Regions from separate parts of the Homo sapiens genome. Here region 1 is linked to region 2. A link is a contact called in ENCODE Hi-C or POLR2A ChIA-PET data. All regions are on one chromosome and are shown on one strand. Each heading gives the region's core, a stretch centred on a gene start or an enhancer-like site at or near the end of the contact. The rest is flanking DNA. Distances are from core to core; before and after follow the strand shown.

The links. Hi-C counts contacts between places; a loop is a spot of excess contacts on that map. ChIA-PET counts read pairs that join two places held with the same protein, here RNA polymerase II (POLR2A). Pooled maps may share reads with other maps.
Region 1: a loop to region 2 is called in a pooled map, with 2.8 times the contacts of the local background. The contact joins the enhancer-like site here to the promoter of BMP8A in region 2. A Hi-C loop is called at or near these places in 1 of 50 pooled maps. POLR2A ChIA-PET finds 5 or more read pairs at or near these places in 3 of 52 experiments (HCT116, HEK293 and activated T-cell).

The regions. Positions count from the first base shown.
Region 1 is chr1:39,213,337-39,216,807 of GRCh38, forward strand. The region is part of intron 1 of MACF1 (microtubule actin crosslinking factor 1); the gene reads left to right. Among named protein-coding and RNA genes, the nearest start is that of MACF1, 10 kb to the left of the region's middle. RefSeq lists enhancers at 465-1,183, 1,562-1,671. Within about 2 kb of position 1,860, at least 23 of the 41 ENCODE cell types and tissues checked have a DNase peak (open chromatin) inside an H3K27ac peak, as active enhancers do.
Region 2 is chr1:39,489,471-39,493,015 of GRCh38, forward strand. It overlaps BMP8A (bone morphogenetic protein 8a), which reads left to right and starts at 2,166. Exons shown (of 7, transcript NM_181809.4): 1 at 2,166-2,855. The coding sequence starts at 2,522. LOC124904101 (a long non-coding RNA gene) reads right to left here and starts at 2,078. Exons shown (of 2, transcript XR_007065978.1): 1 at 1,219-2,078; 2 at 1-657. RefSeq lists silencers at 1,665-2,294, 2,395-2,494.

The sequences.
Region 1 (3,471 bases), core at 610-3,109, 280 kb before region 2:
TTATTTTTTATTTTTGAGAGAGTCTCGCTCTGTGGCCCAGGCTGGAGTGCAGTGGCACAATCTCGGCTCACTGCAACTTCTACCTCCCGGGTTCAAGCAGTTCTCCTGCCTCAGCCTCTCAAGTAGCTGGGATTACAGGCATGTGCCACCACGCCCAGCTAATTTTTTTTGTATTTTAGTTAGAGTCGGGGTTTTACCGTGTTGGCCCCAGGGTGGTCTCGAACTCCTGAGCTCAGGCAGTTTACCCGCCTTGGCCTCCTAAAGTGCTAGGATTACAGGCGTGAGCCACTGCACTCAGTCTCACTCAGGGAATTTAAATCTGATAAAGGAAGAGGTTACTAGATATGAGTCAGGAAATGTTCATTCCTTTTTTTCTCTCTTCCCTATTTCTTATGCATTCCTTTTCCCAGTACGAGGCAAATTCTAGGAGGACCCTTCATCTCCAAGGCTAAAAAGAGTCTTATAAGAGGGACAAACTGAGTACAGTTGTCACAGGTTATCAGGGTGACTGAGAGCTTAGTCTAGGCGGGATAAAGTCAGCTGTGAGAACCTTTATTAGTAAGCAGTAACAGGATTATTAGCAGTTTGTAGGTGGGAGGGATACCCACTTGGGAGTGAAGTTGTCAAGCAACTGAGGCAGGTCATAGGGCTTGTTTAAACTGAATGGTCTGCTAGGAAAGCTTGCATTTACTTTTTTTCATTTGTAGTCGTTTGGGCTAATCTCTGGAAACTTGCTTTCCTAGGTGCTGCCCCTCCTCCCTCCCTGCCTTCAGGAACAGGATTGAAAGCAGCATTAGCCTGAAGAAGTCGTTCTATTTAGGGAGCTAGAGCAGAGGGCCAGTGATTAGGCCCTTATCTGCAGCGGGGCCTTTTTGAGTGGTGTGGGGCAGGGCTGCAGTGTCTGTCCTGACACCCACAGAGGCTGGACTTTTCTGTCCCCTGGTTGGGTTAGAACTGTGAAGAACCAATAGAAGGGCTGGGCCAGCTGAATGAAAAAGCCCTTCATTGTGTTTCTTCAACATTCCAGTGTCTGGTACAATTAGCCAAGACTCGGAAAACAAGTTGGACAAACAAGCAGGCAGCCTTCTACTGATGGATGAAAGGATTTCTGGCACAGCTGAGTTAAGTGCACTGACTGTAAAGACAGAGTAGGAGGATCTGGGAAGAAGAAGGGGACTTTGGAATGCCATTCCTGGCTGTGAGGGGAAAGAATGGAGCAACAAGCAAACGGTATTTTTGAAGCTGATAAAATTTGCTGTGATAATCTACCTGGGAGGCTGGCTGAGGCGAGGCTGGCTGAGGTGGGGCTACTCTGTAAAGTAGGTGGAATCACTGGGGAGTTACTGACTCTTCCCTTTTGGCAGCTGTAAGTGCGGGGAAGGGAAACTTTCTTTGGAATCTAGGGATCTGTTCACAGTGGACGGTGAGTGTATGAGCTTGCTCCATTATAGTCTCTCCCATCATGAGACCTTCTCATTTGGTTAACACTATATGTACTTCTGCCTGAGAAGAGGCACACCTGAGGAGCAAGTTGTTGGGCAATGGATGCACTGTTCCTGACTTGGCAGTAAACCACTTAGCTCACCAGCTCTCCTGCAACTAAGATTCACCACATTACAAGCTTCTGCTCTGCAAATGGAGGGTAACTCAAAGACCAGTTTCTTCCTACTCAGGTTTACTCACTTCATACCTTGACTGGACTTTTGCATATGGAGCTCTCCCCTCTGTACGCTCTATTGGTCTGGAAACACAGAGTTGGTGCTACTTTTGAACAGCATGCAGCATGCTATATGCCTGAGACATGGACCCAGTTTTTGGAAGTGCCCTAGGGAGGAGCTTCCTCTCTGACCTCAAGGGAAGAAGGAGGTCAGTAGGAAGTGGTGGGTGGAGCCACTTCTCTGTTCTGCTGTCTCCTCTCTACACCTCACAGCCCTTTTTGAGGAGCTGCGAAGGGTGCACAGGCCAGTAGCTGGAGGTTCTTTGGTACCCCCTCCTTTTAGGTGGGGTCAGCAGACACAGGGGCGCCATGTGGCCGAGTTACCAAGATGAACACGAGTTCAACGCCCACCTGGTTTGTCGCATGTGCTGTATGGGTTAGTATGTGAAGTTTTTTTTTTTTTTGCTTGTCCGGGCCTGAGGATCCCAAATAGCCCTTGCTCTCATTGACTCATAGGAATGCATGGACTTCGAAGCCTTGTGGTGTTACAACCTTTAGGCTTGTTAAAATGTGCAGTGGAATAGATTGGGGTGCCCTACTTCCTGGGGAACTTCTTAAGCTTGCAGTAACTGGCAGTTAAGAGCCCAAGCTTTGGGTGTAGAACTTTTTTTATAGAGACTGAATTCATGCTCATGCTTCTGCCTGTATCAGGAAACCACTTTTAAGGTATGTTGCATAGTGCTGAAAGTCCAGAGTGTATTTTTAGCAGAAGTTGGTTGGTTACGGAGTCCACCTCTGAGCAGACTGGCGGGAGGATGGGGGGTGGGAGGGAGGAGTCATGGCCTATGTTTCCTCTTTGGGGCTTATTGCTAGTTCTTTTACACTTTACTCTGCCAGCTGTGACAGAGAGAGAAAAAGACTCAAAGATGATCTGGGGTCAGGGACCTAAATAAGAGAGGCTAGGGGAAGAGTCATGTTAGCTGTGACTTAGATCTCTCTTGATAAGGCATCATTAAATAATGATTATTTAAGTAATGTCCTGTGGCCTTGAACAAGTGACTTAACCTTTTTGGCCGTAGGTTTCCTTGGTTTCAAAATTGTAGGGTATACAGACTGGTGCTAGACTGAGAGACATCAATTCTCTGTAAAATGAAAAAAGATAAAGAAAATGTAGTGTGTCTTTCATAAAGCTAAACTTAAAGAATTGTCTTTTATTCTGAAATTGTCTCTCCTACTTTCTAATGTTAAAATATCCTTTATTTTATGAAAGAATTGTTATTATATGGTAGTGTGTTTTTAAGATATCCCTACTTAGCAAAATGAAAAGTGACAACTTCTGTTAGGCTTTCTGATTTATTGTGGAACATGTATTTGTCTATGAAATCTTAGTTTGGGAACCACTGGTTTGGTAATCTACTATCTTTTGATTTTATACTTTGAGTCTCTAACAAGGAGCAAAATTGTGACCCAAATAGGCAGATTTTCATTAAAATTGAAGTAACTAGTTGTTTGATGAAGAGGAGACCTTAGAAAAATCTCAGAGAAGGAGAGCAACAGAACTAGGGTTCTGATCAGTCTCCTGACTCCTAGGCTAGTGCTTGCAAGTATTTAGGTGCTTTTTGAGGAAAAAAAGCTGCCATAGCAATAATGCTTGGGGCACAGAGGGGGCAATTTTAGTGGTCTACTTTTTTTTTTTATCTTTCCTGTATCATTGAGATTTCTTCCCTGGAACCTAGAAGAAAGAATTGCCTATATCTAAAAGTGCTTGGAGATAAACGTATAGCAAAAGGGCCTTTCCTGTAACCAACAAAGAA
Region 2 (3,545 bases), core at 916-3,415:
GCTGTTTAGGTTTATGGGAATGTGAAGCCCGTTGTTTAGAAAACACAGCTCTATCTCCACATCCTAAATTGAGAAATGATTTCTGTTATAAGAATCAGCCCAGCACTGGGCAGCTTGCAGTCTAGCTGGGAGCCCAGAATTGCACAAAACAAACCTGAGAATTGTACAGGCTGGATCTAGGGCCTCAAGTGATGTGCAGTGGATTCAAAAGGGGCGTGCAGAGAGGACAGTGAAGGGGGTGTGGGCAGGAGATTCCGAGACTCTGACCAAGATGACATGGGGACAAAGCCCTGTGGATTCAGCCTCCTAAACAGCTTTCTCCTCTGCCCCTCCACCCCATCACCATTAGAGACTCATGGTCATTGTACCCACCCCCACATCTGATTGCTGTACCTGCCTCCAACTGCAGGGCCCTGACTCCTGTCTCCCTCTGATCCATATTCCGCTCTGCTTCCAAGCTCTGGTCTTGGGTACTTTCAACGGTTATTCTGCATTATCCTTAGCTCAGTATCCTTATGGGACAGTCCCAGTCCGCAGGGTAGCCCCGGCTTCTAGGCGGTGGCATCCACATCTGCTCTGCCCGGAGCTGATGCAGGTGCCTCATGGGGGGCGCTCTGGGGACCGCGCAGAAAATTTACGAGCAGTGTGGAAATATACCTGTTGGGTAAAAGACAAACTAGGCGTGTGTTTAAGGCACCAGCAAATGACTATTTAGATTAAGAATTTGTTGTAGAAAATTTTATTGAAGTGATGACTTCCAAATGTGATTTTTGGGGGCATTATACACTTGCTTCGAGGTTTAATCTTCAATCCACATGGCGGGGCACCATAATCTCTGGTGCCCAGGGCCCTCGTCTAGCCCCTGTGAGGCCCTTTGCGGTGCCTCCCTTGCCAGCCCCTCCAGCCTCCGCCGTTTGCCCCCTGGGCTCTCCAGTTTCCACTGCCCCCCTGCCCGAGCGCAGCTCCACTGCTGTGTGACCTGGCGTAAGTCCCTTAACCGCCGTGTGCCTCAGTTTCCTCATTTATTAAAAGAGGAGGTTCCAGTGGTATGTACCCCCTAACGATGTGCGAGCATCACAGAAATGACACGAGACACACACTCAGAACATGCCTTGGCGTGGCAAGTGCTGACTGTTGCCATTATTAGGCTCCCCAGCCGGGGTCTCAGGGCCTTGGCACAAGCTATTCCCTCTGCCTGGAGCACTTTCCTCCACTGACCTTTCCTGGCGCTCCAGGTCAACTCCAGGAGCCTTCCCAGTGCAGTCTAGGTGCCTTCTCCTTCCGCAGCGCCTGAACCACACAGGAATAAGTAAGGCGAGAGCGCGCCCAGGGAAGAGCAGGTGTGCAGAAAGGGACTGAGTCAGTCGAGACGTTTCCGCGGGGATCCTTCTCTTGGCAGGCCTGCACCGGGGCCGTGGGGACTGAGAAGATGTGCACAGGTGGCTCCCGAGTGCTCGGGAAGGGCCCCAGAGCTTCTGGCCCAGCTGGAGGCAGGAGGCGGAGCCTCCTCCGCAAAGCTGGATCAGTACCGGGGACGCAGGGCGCACAGCTAGGGCTGGCGGGGGCGGCCCGACTGGGGCGCTGCCTGGGCTCACGCGGGAGCCAGGTGGGGGACGCAGGGAGAAGCAGCCGAGCAGGTGCCGAGAAGGAGGCGCCCGCAGAAGCGCATGCAGGGGCCACGGGGAAGGCGCCAGGAGGCGGTGAGGGGCCGCGGTGGCCGGAACCCGGGCCGGCTGCTGCGGGCAGAGGAACAGGCCCCACCCGCGGGGCTTGGCTGGCACCGCCCGGCTCTCCAGACGGGGCTACGGCCGCGTGTCGGGCCCGGTGGCGACCACGGCACACCACGGCGAGGCAGCCGGGTGGCACCACTGGCGGGACCGGGACGGCGCCGCGGCCTTAGGATCTCTGCGCCGAGGCCCGCGGCGGGAGCCACGACGGCCCTGACCACGCTGACGCCCAGGCTGCGGGCTCCTCGCCCGGACCAACCGCCAGCCACGCCGAGGTCGCACCTCGGGGTCGCCCCACCCGCAACACCTGCCGCCGCCCGGGGCTCCTAGCGGGCGCGGCCTCCGCGCCCAGGCCCCGCCCCCGCGCCCCCATTGGTCAGTCCCGGGGGTGGGCGGGCGGCACAGACGGCTGAGCCGGGGCAAGGACTCGCGGGAATCGCGCCGCCCGGGTCGCTGCCGGAGCTCGCCGGTCGCCCCTGCGCTGCGCGGACCGCAGCCACAGCCGGACTGGTGGGAACGGCGGCGACAGACGGATTGGCTGACAGTCCCAGCCCTCAGAACAGCCCCGGCCTCGAAGCGTTGGCGTCTGCGTCCGCGTCAGCGTCCGCTTGTCCCGGAGCCGGGGCAGGTGCGCGCGGGGGGCGCTCCAGGGACCGCGCTGAGGCCGCAGACGCCGCCCGCCGAGCCCCGCCCCCTGCTCGCCGAACTCAGCTCCCCGTTCGCCGTCGGGGCGTCCCCGGGCCCAGGGGCGGCGGCGGAGCTGATGTGCGCCCGCTGAGCGCCCCCGGCCCGCCATGGCCGCGCGCCCCGGACCGCTCTGGCTTCTGGGCCTGACGTTGTGCGCGCTGGGCGGGGGCGGCCCCGGCCTGCGACCCCCGCCCGGCTGTCCCCAGCGACGTCTGGGCGCGCGCGAGCGCCGGGACGTGCAGCGCGAGATCCTGGCGGTGCTCGGGCTACCCGGGCGGCCCCGGCCCCGCGCGCCACCCGCCGCCTCCCGGCTGCCCGCGTCCGCGCCGCTCTTCATGCTGGACCTGTACCACGCCATGGCTGGCGACGACGACGAGGACGGCGCGCCCGCGGAGCAGCGCCTGGGCCGCGCCGACCTGGTCATGAGCTTCGTCAACATGGGTGAGTGCGGCCGCCCGCGCGGGGACCCTCGGAGTAAGCTGGCTGCAGGGGAGGGGCGCGCATCCGCGGGCGGTGCCGGGCCCTGGCCGAACGGGGAATCACAGACGGTGGACGCGAACCACAGGGGAGTGGGACCGCCGTGGTTAGGGAAGGTCTAAGGGTCATGGGGGCCCCCTGGGCTGCGGGGTGGTCAGGAGCAGAGTGTGGGGGACTGTGGACTCCCAGGCGCTGCCTTCACCCTGCCCCAGACACACCCAGGAGTAAGAATTAGGTGATGTCTTTGCCCACCTGGGCTGCCCCGGGAAGACAGCCTGGTCCTGGGGAGACAGGTGAGTAAACAGAGGCCGGGATGCTGTCACTGTGATAAGGACAGTACTGAGGAGAGGGACAAAGTTCAGCGTGGAAACCTGTGGTCACATCATCGGAGTGACCAGAGCTGAGTCGCGTGCCCTGAGTCCACAGCAGGCTCTTCCCTGTGCGGAGCCTGGGTGGGGTGCGGCTGTCAGGGGAGCGGCTGGGGAAGGAGCAGACTCAGCTCGCTGGGGCAGGGACTGTGGCCTTGTCACCCTGGGCCCTGCACTTAGCATGTGGCCTGGTATAGGGTGAGTGTCCGGTCCTGTGGAATGGCCCAGTGGGCAGCTGGACCCACTGTGTTCTCCCAGGCAAAGCCGGGCTTTTCCTGTCTGCAAA